Linked DNA regions of Homo sapiens: region 2 is linked to region 1. Evidence: chromatin contacts called from ENCODE Hi-C data. All regions are on one chromosome and are shown on one strand. The core of a region is the stretch at or near the end of the contact, and the rest is flanking DNA. Distances in the headings are between cores, read along the strand shown. Region 1 holds the start of SLC25A6 (solute carrier family 25 member 6). Region 2 holds the start of P2RY8 (P2Y receptor family member 8).

Evidence for each region. A loop is a pair of places that touch in the nucleus more often than their neighbours do. Pooled maps may share reads with other maps.
Region 2: a loop to region 1 is called in a map of CD8-positive, alpha-beta T cell, with 11 times the contacts of the local background. The contact joins the promoter of P2RY8 here to the promoter of SLC25A6 in region 1. A Hi-C loop is called at or near these places in 8 of 168 maps with a recorded cell type or tissue (CD4-positive, alpha-beta T cell, CD4-positive, alpha-beta memory T cell, CD8-positive, alpha-beta T cell and 2 more), 33 of 37 single-sample maps with no recorded cell type and 16 of 50 pooled maps.

The regions. Positions count from the first base shown.
Region 1 is chrX:1,390,458-1,397,043 of GRCh38, forward strand. It overlaps SLC25A6 (solute carrier family 25 member 6), which reads right to left and starts at 1,656. Exons shown (of 4, transcript NM_001636.4): 1 at 1,442-1,656. The coding sequence starts at 1,552. It overlaps LOC124900597 (serine/arginine repetitive matrix protein 1-like), which reads left to right and starts at 1,551. Exons shown (of 5, transcript XM_011546186.2): 1 at 1,551-1,774; 2 at 1,885-2,306; 3 at 4,673-5,091; 4 at 5,915-6,586. The coding sequence starts at 1,551. The coding sequence ends at 5,935. It overlaps LINC00106 (long intergenic non-protein coding RNA 106), which reads left to right and starts at 6,568. Exons shown (of 3, transcript NR_130733.1): 1 at 6,568-6,586. RefSeq lists enhancers at 920-1,515, 1,516-2,110, 1,554-2,156.
Region 2 is chrX:1,534,563-1,540,556 of GRCh38, forward strand. It overlaps P2RY8 (P2Y receptor family member 8), which reads right to left and starts at 2,623. Exons shown (of 2, transcript NM_178129.5): 1 at 2,359-2,623.

The DNA.
Region 1 (6,586 bases), core at 406-2,905:
TGGCAGGTGCCTGCTAGGGAGGCTGAGGCAGAATGGCGTGAACCCAGGAGGCGGAGGCTACAGTGAGCCGAGATCGTGCCACTGCACTCCAGCCTGGGCGACAGGGAGAGACTCCATCTCAAAAAAAAAAAAAAAGGTTTTTTTAAGATGTGGGGTCTTGCTATGTTACTCTGGCTGGTCTCAAACGATCCTCCCTGGGCCTCTCCAAGTGCTGGGACACCCCGCCCTGCTAAGTTTAAAAAATTTTCTTAGAGACGGGGTCTTGCTACGTTGCCCTGGCTGGTCTCAAACTCCTGGGCTCAAACGATCCTCCCTGGGCCTCTCCGAGTGCTGGGACACCCCGCCCTGCTAAGTTTAAAACTTTTTCTTAGAGACGGGGTCTTGCTATGTTGCCCTGGCTGGTCTCAAACTCCTGAGCTCAGGCGATCCTCCCTGGGCCTCTCAAAGTGCGGGGACACCCCGCCTGCTAAGTTTTAAAAATTTTCTTAGAGATGGGGTCTTGCTATGTTGTCCTGGCTGGTCTCAAACTCCCGGGACACGCCACCCTGTACTAGGTTTAAAAAATTATCTTAGAGATGCGGTCTTGCTCTGTTGCCCAGGCTGGTCTCAAACTCCTGAGCTCACGCGATCCTCTCCGGGCCTCTCAATGCACTGGGACGTCCTGCTTCGTTAAGTTAAAATAATTTTTTTTGAGGTGAGGTCTTGCTGTGTGGCCCCGGCTGCTCTCAAACTCCTGGCCTCAAGCAATACTCCCCGGGCCTCTCAAAAGCGCTGGGATCGCGGGCGTGACCTGTCCTTGCAGCCAAGCCTATTCATTCCCATCACCGAGCTGTCACTCGGAGTACAACGTTAGCAAGGACGTCCTGGCGGCAATGTTCCTAGGCATCATGCTACTTTCTATAAGCCTCTCCCAAAAGACAAAAAATGCATTGCTCTGGATCAGAATTGCACAAATGAGCTAAGAAGGGGGTAAGAACCACCAATAACCATATCCTGGTTATTCCAGGACACCTGCGGGCAGGCTCGTTGCCCTATTGGCCTTAGAATTACCCTTCACGGTGGAGGGAGCAAGAGCAGACACCTGCCAGGCATCCACCGGAAGGGTTGGTCCCAGCCGGGGGACCCGCAGGATTGAGCTCAAGGTCAAGGCCCGCCAGCCGCAGGGTCCGTCCATGGGCCCTGCTCAGCGCGCATGCGCCCTCCAATCCGTGCCGCATTTCCCCCCGCCCGCCGGGCCCAGTGCGCACGCGTGGACGTCGCCACGCCCTGCAGCAGCGGTCACGTGACGCGGCCCCCGGAAGCCGGCGGCGCGTGGACAAAGCGATCGCGGCCTTCCACTTCCGGCGCCCGCCTGCAAGGCTCTGCTGCCCACGTCCCCGCCCGACCCGGCCACTCGGTTCCCGTCCCCTAGTCCCCGGAGCGGCCGCGCCCGCGTCCCCACCTGCAGCAGCAGCTTGACCCGCTCGATCGGAGCCACGGCCGTCTTGGAGATGGCGGCGGCGATGCCTCCGGCCAAGAAGTCTTTGGCGAAGGAGATGGCCTGTTCCGTCATGGTGGCAGGGCGGGCAGCGGAACGGGAGGACAGCCGGAGAACGGGCGCGGAGAGTGAATGGAGGGCGTCGCTGGCTCAGCCCTGCCGCCGCCTGGACCGAAAGGACGGAGCAGCCACCGCGCAGCCGCTAAGACGCCGACGCCACGCCCACTCTCCGCCCCCGCGCCTCCTCGCGCCGCGCTCATTGGCTGCGCCGCCAGGCCCCGCCCCACACCAGCCTGCGTGCCTCGCCTCTGAGGGCTGCCGGGAATCCCGCTGCGTCCCGCCCCGCACTCCAGCGAACCGCGCCCATTGGCTGCGCTCCCCGGAGACGTCCCGCCCCGCACCCCTAGGTATGCCGGGAGCCAGGCCCCGCCCATGCGCCGTAGGGGCCGCTGGGGGTTCCGCGGCAGCCTTGACCTTGTGAAGGTCAGGCCGCTGCCAGTACCCGAGCGGGCGGGAGGGCAGCTGCGGAGTCAGAAGCCCACCCTGATGCCCAGTTCGCTCCGAGTGCGTCGTCCGCTTTCTCCCGGAGGCCGCGGCGACCCCGCCGGGATGTGCGACATGTGGTGCCCCGACCCCCGACCCTTGACCCTTGACCTCCGGGCAGCTCCGACCCTTTCAACACTCTCCGGGGTCGTGCGTCGGGAGACCCCGGCCCCTGCCCGCGTGCACCCGGGGGGCCCCGCGCGAAGCCTGCGGCGGCTTCCACGTGGGCGCGGCTCAGTCCCGCTGCCGATCCGTGACTCCGCGCCGCCCTCCGCGCCCGGCCTAGGTTGGTGGGGGGGGGATCTCTCTGGGCCTCCGTTCTTTGACCCCGCGGTGCCCTCCGCGCCGGGGCTGGGGGTTCCGTGGGCCGCGCCCACCCGCCCGGGCTCCCCTATTTCCCCGTGTCTGTGCCCGTGTCTGCCCGGCGGGGGCTGCGGCCGGGGTCCTCCTTCGCGACCTCCCACTCCGCCCTTCCTCCCTCCCTCCCTCCCTCCCTCCCGCCTCCCTCCTCCCTCCCTCCCGCCTCCCTCCTCCCTCCTCCCGCCTCCTCTCCCTTCCCGGCTCTCTCCCGCCCGCCCTTTTCTCCCCGTCTCTTCCTTCCCTGCTTGCCTTTGCTTTTTGCTGCTTTCCCGCCTCCCTCCTTTTTCTCCGTCTTTCCGTCTCTGCCTTCGTTTCCCTCCCTCCCTTTTTCTTTCATTTCTCTCTCCCTTTCTCCTTCCTTTCTTGCTACGTTTCTTCCCTCTTTTTCATTTTTTTCCTTCCTTTTTCTGCTTTTCTCCCTCCGCCCTTCCTCTGTTTTTTCTTTGCTCCCTCCCTCTTTTTTCTCCCTCTTTCCGTCTCTCCTTCCCTTTTCCTCTTTCCTTCCCTTCCTCCCTTTTCTGCCTTTCCCTCCTTCCCTCTCTTTTCCTTTTCCTCTTTATTTCCTGTCTCCCTTCCTCTCGTCCCTTTCTCCCCTCTCTCTTTTCCGTTTTTTTTTTCTTTTGAGACAGAGTTTCGCTCTTGTTGCCCAAGCTGGAGTGCAAGCTCCGCCTCCCGGGTTCAAGCGATTCTCCTGCCTCAGCCTCCCAAGTAGCTGGAATGACAGGCATGCGCCACCGCGCCCAGCTAATTTTATATTTTTAGTAGAGACGGGGTTTCGCCATGTTGGTCAGGCTGGTCTCGAACTCCGGACTTCAGGGGATCCGCCCACTTCGGCTTCCCAAAGTGCTGGGATGACAGGTGTGTGAGCCACCACGCCTAGCTGTCTCTTTTCCATTTTTTAATTTTTTTTTCATTTTTCCTCTCTCCCTTTGCCTCTCTTTTTCTTCTTCCTTTTATTCTTTCCTGTCTTGTTCTTTCCTTCCTCTCTGTTTCTCCCTTTCTCCCTGTTTTCCTTTTTTTTTTTTGAGATGGAGACTTGTTCTGTCACCGAGGCTGGAGTGCAGTGGCGTGATCTCAGCTCACTGCAACCTCTGCCTCTCAGGTTCTAGAGATTCTTGTGCCTCAACTTCCCAAGTAGCTGGGATTACAGGTGCCAGCCACCCCACCCGGCTATTTTTTTTTTTAAGGACAGATGGCGTTTCACCATGTTGGCCAGGCTGGTCTTGAACTCCTGACCTCAGGTGATCCGCCCACCTCGGCCTCCCAAAGTGCTGGATTACAGTCGTGCGCCACTGCGTCCCGCCTCCTTTTCTTTTTTCTTCTCTCCTCCGTCTTTTTCTATCCTACCTCCCTGCCTCTTTCCTCTCTCCTCCCTCCTTTTCCTTTTTCTTCTCTCCTCCCTCCCTCCTGTTTTTCTCCATCATTCCCTCTCCCTTCCTTTCTTTTTCTCCCGTTCCCCGTTTGCCTCCCTCCCCTTTTTCTTTCCTGTCTCCCTGTCTCCTTTGCTCTTTTCCTCCCTTTCTCCCGTCCCTCCCTCCCCGCCTTCCTTTTCACTTCTTTCCCTTCCCATTGCTTCCTTGCGTTTCCTGCCTTTCCCTGTCTCTCCCTTTCTTTCCTGCCTTTCCCTGCCTCTCTCTTTCCTGCCTTTCCCCATCTCTCCCTTTCCTGCCTTTCCCTGTCTCTCCCTTTCTTTCCCTCTCCTCCCACTCTCCCTCCTTCCTCCCTTCTTTTCTTTCCTCTTCTTTCCCTGTGTCTTTCTTTTTTCTTTCCTTCTCTCTTCCTTTTCTCTCCCTGTGTCTTTCTCGCTCTTGTTTTTCCTTTCTCTCCTTTGTGTACTGAGAAAATGACAGTCCCCGGCTGTGGGTGGGCAGGAGTGACCCGCCCCAGAGAGCGGGGTCACCCTGGGTGACTCCTGGGTGCAGCTGTGAGCCCTGCCTGAGGCTTTTCCTGACCTCTGGGGAGGGCGGCTCAGCCTGGGGCTGGAGGTTGGGGCCAGCTCTGGAGGCTGGAGTGGCTGCTGGGCGGCGGGACGGGTGTCTCAGAAGTCACTGAGGCATGGGTAGGTCTAACCTTGGGACATTGCTGTGGGGAGGGCTGTGGAGACCAAGCACATTCCTGAGGCTCTGCCAGGGCAGCGGGGGTGGACAGTGTCCCCTGAGGACCCAGGACCAAGCCAGGCTCGCTACAGGGGTCCTGGAATAGAGGACAGAGGCCAGGAGCGCTGTGGGTGCTGGGCAGGGGTGGGGAGTTTGCTGGGGAGCTGCGCCTTACAGACCTGTGTTTGTTTCCCAGCCTCAGCGAGGCCGGGCTGGACGGGGCCCTGGTGCTGGTTTTCAGTGCCTCAGCGAGGCCGGGACCAGAGCTGCTATTTCCAGATGAGGCTGGCTCGCATCTGCTCTGGCCGGGGCTCCAGGCCTGAGCCCTGCAACACGGCGTTCCCTTTCCAAGTCTGCAAAGCCTGTCTTAGGGGAGAGAAGAAGTTTCCTTCCATGCGGGTGGGGACGGCTAACCATGTCCAGACACTGAGACCGGTGCTCTGTGTGCTCAGCCTTCAGCCTGCACTGGCTTGGTGGCTTGGTGACCCGCCAGCAGGGTGGTGCTGTCTGTGGGCTCTGCTCAAGCTCCTCTCAGAGCCAGGAGGATGCCCGCCTGCTTGGGCCTGGCTCCCAGGATGTGCTTGGCAAATGCTTCTGGGATGGATGGATGGATGGGTGAGTGGATAACGGATGGATGGATAATGGATAGATGGATAATGGATAGATGGATGGATGGATGGATGATGGATGGATGGATAATGAATGGGTGGGTGGATGGATGGATGTGCTCGATCGGCAAATGCTTCTGGAATGGATGGATAATTGGATGGGTAATGGGTGGGTGGATGGATAATGGATGGATGGATGGATAATGGATGGATGGATGGATAATGGATAGATGGATGGATAATGTATAGATGGATGGATGATGGATGGATGGATGGATAATGGGTGGATGGATGATGGATAATGGGTGGATGGATGAATAATGGATGCTTCTGGGATGGATGGATAATGAGTGGGTGGATGGATAATGAATGGGTGGATGGACAGATGGATAGATGGATATGTTTGCTTGGCAAATGATTCTAGAATGAATGGATGGATGGATAATGAATGGGTGGGTGGGTGGATGGATGGATGCACTCTGTTGGCAAATGCTTCTGGGATGGATGGATGGATAATGGATGGATAGATGGATAATCAATGAGTGGGTGGATGGATGGATAGATGGATGTGTTTGCTTGGTAAATGATTCTGGAATGGATGGGTGGATGGATGGATGGATGCGCTCGATCGGCAAATGCTTCTGGAATGGATGGATAATTGGATGGGTAATGGGTGGGTGGATGGATGCATGGATAGATGGATGTGCTCACTCAGCAAATGCTTCTGGAATGAATGGATGATGGATGGATGAATAGATGGATGGATGGATGAATGGATGGATGGATGGATGGATGAATGAATTGCTAATTGGGGCTGTTTTTCCATACAGAGTGCTGCACGTGGGACTTAGCCTTGGACACTAACTCCTTTGCCCCTCGTATCTGGGAGGGAACAACACAGTTGCTATGCCTGACTAGGGCATGACCTGGGAGGCCTTTGGGGCCACACAGCCTCCTTGGGAAAGGAGGATCAGGTGGGCCTCACACCCAGGAATTGGAAGTGGGAGAGACAACAGCTGCTGGGTAGTGGGGGTAGAGCTGTGTCTCTCACTGCCCTGCCCCTCCAAGGACCAAGAAGAAAGGAATGAGCCCCGATCCGCCTGCCAGGTACCCACCCATGAGAACCCCTTCTCTGCCAGCATCTGATAAAATTACCTGCGTAGCTTTAGAGATCACTGCTGCCTGACCAGCAGCCGCTCTGCTGGAATCTGTCCAGAAAGCCCCTTGGGGCTCAGAAAAGTAGGTGGGTTAATAATAGAAGTAGATGTGGGTTTTTTTGTTTGTGTGTTTATTGAGACGGAGTCTTGCTCTGTGGCCCAGGCTGGAGTGCAGTGGCGTGATCTCGGCTCGCTGCAATCCCTGCCTCCCAGGTTCAAGCATGTCTTCTGCCTCAGCCTCCCAAGTAGCTGGGATAGCAAGTGTGCACCACCACGCCTGATTTTTGTATTTTTAGTAGAGATGGGGTTCCATCCATCCATTCCAGAAGCATTTGGCAAGCACAT
Region 2 (5,994 bases), core at 1,373-3,872, 150 kb after region 1:
CCTGCCCCGCCCACCCCACTGCCTCTAGGGACAGAAGAGGGGCTGGGGGAGGGAGGTTGGGGACCATGCCCAGACACAGCCAATGAGGAGGTCCTGATGGAGAGGCAGGGCTGAAGGAGAGGGCGCAGGAGAGAGACTCAGACGAGAGGGGGCCATCTGCCCGGGGAAAGGGCCTCTCCAAGCGCAGGGCTGTACGTATGCACCACTGGCAACAGCTACCCTGCTGTTGTTAATCCTAAGCCATCGCTTCTTCCCTGGAACTTTAAGGGACAAACTCAGAACTGCAGTGTGGGTAGGGTTGGAGGGAGGGAGCGTCTCTGTGGTTCTCCAAGGGGACCTCACCTCTCCCACCCACCCCAAGGTTGGTCAGTCTGAATGGTGCAGCCAGGCGGGGACCTGGCAGAAGGCATCTGAAAAGCATGTGCTTTTACAAACACAGGGTTGCCCACCGTCCCGTACGTCCCATGCACGCCTCTCTCAGCCTCTGACCTAATTGTCCTCTTGTGGGGTGGGGGAGGCCAATATTTGGGAAAAGGGGCAGCATCCTGGTGCACGTAGGACGCTGGCACCTGTCTGGCAGTGCCTAAATGAAAGTACTGCTTTTCCAATGTGGGATAATTCCTTTTTTTTTTTTTTTTTTTTTGAGACAGAGTCTCACTCTGTCACCCAGGCTGGAGTGCAGTGGCGCGATCTTGGCTCACCGCAACCTCCGCCTCCTGGGTTCAAGTGATTCTGCTGCCTTAGCGTGCCGAGTAACTGGGATGACAGGTGCCCGCCGCCACACTCGGCTAATTTTGGTATTTTTAGTAGAGACGGGGTTTCACTATGTTGGCCAGGCTGGTCTCAAACCCCTGACCTCAAGTGATCCACCCACCTCGGCCTCCCAAAGTGCTGGGATTACAGGCGTCTGTCACCGCCGTAAACACAAAATATGCTACTATCTGGCGCTGCTTGCCAAAGTCAAGTGGGCTATGCAAGGAGGAACGGAACGGGAAGGAGAGATTGAACGGCGCAGTCAGGTGCACCTGCTTCCCCACGGGCTTCAGCTCCTCAGCGGTTTTCACTTAGGGCTCTCGCGCTTCAGACTTCTCATCCACGTTACGTAAAGATAACAACATGGGAAGAAACAACCACACACACACACACACACACAGACACACACACAGACACACACACACACACACACACAAACCCTTTTCTTTTTGGGAACAGAGCCACGTGACCATGGTTCCCCTTTATAGAAATGGGACCTAAAGCGCCACAGCAGGCCTTGTTGTGTGTGGCCTGAAATTCCCAGAGCAGCTCCCTCTGCCTTTTCTCAGCTTTTTAGGGGACAGATCTGACAAGACCCAAGGAATTGGGGTTTCTAAGCGGACCTGTACAAATGAGGTCTGAGGTGGCCGTGAGACCCGGGTCTGGGGTCTCCCTGGCACCGAGGGGGTGACGAGGGGCCACCGTGCTCATCCAGGCACCCATAGGGCTTTAAAACCCGTTTAATTTATGCTTACTCTTCCATTATTGGAACGCTAAGCATTTGGGAGTTATTTATATCCCACGGCTCAAGGTCATCGCCAAGGTCTCATTGCAAACATTGAAAAAACTGCAATCTCAGGCGTAAATGGGTTACGTGCAGCAGCCGCAGCTGCTTACCCTCTCTAAGGTTAACCTCAAGAGAGGCGCATTTCATGGAATGAGTTTTTTTTTGTTTTTTTTTTTCTAAACAGAGTCTCGCTCTGTCGCCCAGGCTGGAGTGCAGTGGCGTGATCTCTGCTCACTGCAAGCTCCACCTCCAGGGATCATGCCATTCTCCTGCCTCAGCCTCCCGAGTAGCTGGGACCGCAGGCGCCCACCACCAAGCCCAGCTAATTTTTGTATTTTTAGTAGAGACGGGGTTTCACCGTGTTAGCCAGGATGGTCTCGAACTCCTGACCTCAGATGATCCACCCACCTCGGTCCCCCAAAGTGCTGGGATTACAGGCACCTGCCACCACGCCTGGCTAATTTTTGTATTTTTAGTAGAGACGGGGTTTCACCGTGTTAGCCAGGATGGTCTCGAACTCCTGACCTCGTGATCCGCCCACCTCGGCCTCTGAAAGTTCATGGAATGAGTTATTAAAGGAAGGGTGGCTTGCAGCCCTGGAAAATTTGAGCATTTCTCCCCTAAGTGACGAAGCGGCTGTGCAAAGTCTTCCTCCCAGGAAATTTGCACTCCTGGTCTGCTCTAGCGTGAGGAGAACACGCCTCATGGAGTTTGCACCGTCTTCCCCCATGTTCTCACCGTACACGGACCCTCCCAGCGACCCTGTCTTCTCCCTTGACAGTGCAGGACAAGCATAAAAGTCCAGCTCGGCGGCTCACCTGTGCAGAAGCAGCGGCAGAAGTAGCAGGTGAGAGCTCAGAGGGTCTCCAGGTAACAGGATGCAACGCTTAAGTCGACGGCCGTGCCTCAGAGCCCGGGACTCGGGGGGCCAGCCACCAGCTTGCAAGCCGTGGTCACTCAAAGTGCTTGAGAAGGTGTTCGTGGGCGGCAGACGGCTGCCCTTCCAGTTCCATCTGTCCAGCAACCTTGCAAAGGCGGCCGCTTCGCTGGGTGGCCCACCGGCTGGCACGACTGTCTCCGAATGCAAATTCTGCAAACTCCACCTCCCAGCGCACCACCACGGTTGCGACTCAGGCTTAGGTGGAAAGGAAGTGTGTTGTGACATTTCCTCTGTAACTGTCTGAACACTCATGTGCAGGGCTGAGCCCACTGGAGTAACGTCGCTGTGTCTCTGGGCAGCACCGTTAACCGCCCACCTCCCTATCACTGGCTCGCAGGGGGCCCTACTCTTAAGAGAACCCTGAGAGTGAGGAAAAGAGGGAGAATGATTTTTCTAAATTTTGTAACCAGCAGTGAAGAGCCGTGGCATGCTCCAGAACCGATTCCTGTTTCTTCTGAAATAACAAAACAAAACAAAGAAAGAACAGAACACGTTTCCTTTTAGACTCTAAAGCTGTGCTCATTGCGACATCTCTTGGTACACAGCCAGACTGTGACAAGCGAACAGACCTTGGGCACTGATCATTCCGGCTCTCACAGTTGGTCACGGGCGCTGCAGGCTCATATCCTCAACATCCCATGGGGGATCGGCCAGTTTCAGGAATGAGAACCAGGTTTCCGAGCTCTGGTATCCTTGCTTGTGAGGAGCAACGGTTGGTTCTTGTCACTCGTGGGAGGAGGTTGAGAGGGAAGGATCTGTCACTGAGAAAGAATGAATGAATATTGAACCACTGCTCAGGGAAAAGACATGGTAGAATCAATCCCTCAAGCCAGGCTGGGTGTGGTGGCTCACGCCTGTAGTCCCAGCACTTTGGGAGGCCAAGGCGGGTGGATCACTTCAGGTCAGGAGTTTGAGACCAGCCTGGCCAACATGGCGAAATCCCGTCCCTACTAAAAACACAAAAATTAGCTGGGTGTGGTGGTGGACACCTGTAGTCCCAGCTACTGGGGAGGCTGAGGCAGGAGAATCACTTGAACCTGGGAGGTGGAGGTTGCAGTGAGCCAAGATCAGGCCATTGCACTCCAGTCTGGGTGACAGTGAGACTGTCCCAAAAAACAAACAAACAAACAAAAAGACCAGGCCTGCTGGCTCACGCCTATAATCCCAGCACTTTGGGAGGCCAAGGCGGGTGGATCACTTGAGGTCAGGAGTTCGAGACCAGCCTGGCCAACATAGCGAAATCCCGTCCCTACTAAAAATACAAAAATTAGCTGGGCATGGTGGTGGATGCCTGTAATCCTAGCTACTGGGGAGGCTGAGGCAGGAGAATCACTTGAACCCGGGAGCTGGAGGTTGCAGTGAGCCAAGATCAGGCCATTGCACTCCAGCCTGGGTAACAGAGTGAGACTGTCTCAAAAAAAAAAAAAAAGTCGAGGCCTGGTGGCTCACACCTGTATTCCCAGCACTTTGAGGTGCCAAGGTGGGCCGGATCACTTGAGGTCAGGAGTTCGAGACCAGCCTGGCCAACATAGCGAAACCTGTCCCTTAAAAATACAAAAATTAGCTAGGCGTGGTGGTGGACGCCTGTAATCCCAGCTACTGGGGAGGCTGAGGCAGGAGAAGCATGTGAACCTAGGAGGTGGAGGTGGCAGTGAGCCCAGATTGGGCCATTGTACCCCAGCCTGGGTGACAGAGTGAGACTGTCTCAAAAAAAAAAAAAAAAAAAGGCCAGGCCTGGTGGCTCACGCCTATAATCCCAGCACTTTGGGAGGCCAAGGCGGGTGGATCACTTGAGATCAGCAGTTCAAGACTAGCCTGGCCAACATGGCGAAACCCTGTCTCTACTAAAAATACAAAAATTAGCTGGGTGTGATGGTGGGGGCCTGTAGTTCCAGCTACTGGGGAGGCTGAGGCAAGAGAATGACTTGAACCAGAGAGGCAGAGGTTGCAGAGAGCCGAGATCATGCCACTGCACTCCAGCCTGGGCAACAGAGAGAGACCCTGTCTCAAAAAAAAAAAAAAAAAAAATCAAAAGAATCCTTCAGGCCCCTGGTCACAGTGTTTTCTTCAACAGATCAATAAGTAGCTTTATATTATGTGTGTTTCTGTTTGAAAACACCTTATTAAGGAAATCGTTCTGTAAAAGGACATCCACACTCACAGTTCATCACAGCACTATTCACCATAGCAAAGACACAGAGTCAACCCAGGTGCTTATCCACCATGCATCGGATAAAGAAAATAGGGTACGTGACCGGCGGGTGCAGAGGCTCACGCCTGTAATCCCAGCAGTCTGGGAGGCCGAGGCAGGTGGATCACCTGAGGTCAGGAGTTCGAGACCAGACTGGTCAACATGGAGAAACCCCCTCTCTACTAAAAATACAAAAAATAATCTTGGCGTGGTGAAAGACACCTGTAATCCCAGCTATTTGGGAGACTGAGTCAGGAGGATCGCTTGAACCCGGGAGGCGGAGGTTGCAGTGAGCCGAGATCATGCCGCTGCACCCCAGCCTGGGCAACAAGAGCGAAACTCTGTCTCAAAAAATAAATAAATAAACAAATAAAAATAAAAAATAATAAAATGGGGTACATAGACACCATGGAATAGTACAAAGCTGTGAAAAAGAATGAAATCATGTCCTTTGCAGCAACTTGGATCCAGCCGGAGGCCATTCTCCAAAGTAAATTAATACAGAGACAGAAAGCCAAATACCGCATGTTCTCACTTATAAGCAGGAGGTAAACACAGGGTACTCATGGACATAAAGATGGGAACAACAGGCCAGGCGTGGTGGCTCATGCCTGTAATCCCAGCACTGTGGGAGGCCGAGGTGGGTGGATCACCTGAGGTGAGGAGTTTGAGACCAGCCTGACCAACATGATGAAACCCTGTCTGTACTAAAAACACAAAAATTAGCTGGGCATGGTCACAGACACCTGTAATCTCAGCTACTCGGGAGGCTGAGGCAGGAGAATCGCTTGAACCCGGGAAGAGGAGGTTGCAGTCGCTACTAAAAGTACAAAAATTACTCGAGCATGGTGGCACATGCCTGTAATCCCAGCTACTCAGGAGGCTGAGGCAGGAGAATCGCTTGAACCCTGGAGGTGGAGGTTGCAGTGAGCCAAGATCGCACCACTGCACTCCAGCCTGGGCAACAGGAGTGAAAATTCTGTCTCAAAAAAAAAAAAAAAGATGGGAAGAAGAGGCGTTACAGACTCCTAGAGTGGGGAGGGAGGGAGATGAAGGGCTGAAAAACTACCTACTGGGTGCTAAACTCAGTAGCTAGGTCATGAGATCATTCATACCCAAAATCTCAGCATCACACAAGATACCCTTGTAACAAACCTGCACATGTACCCCCGGAATCTAAAATAAAGTAAAGGCTGGGCACAGTGGCTCATGCCTATAATCCCAGGACTTTGGGAGGCCGAGGTGGGCGGATCACCTGAGGTCAGGAGTTCAAGACCAGCCTGGCCAACATGGTGAAATACTGTCTGTACTAAAAATACAAAA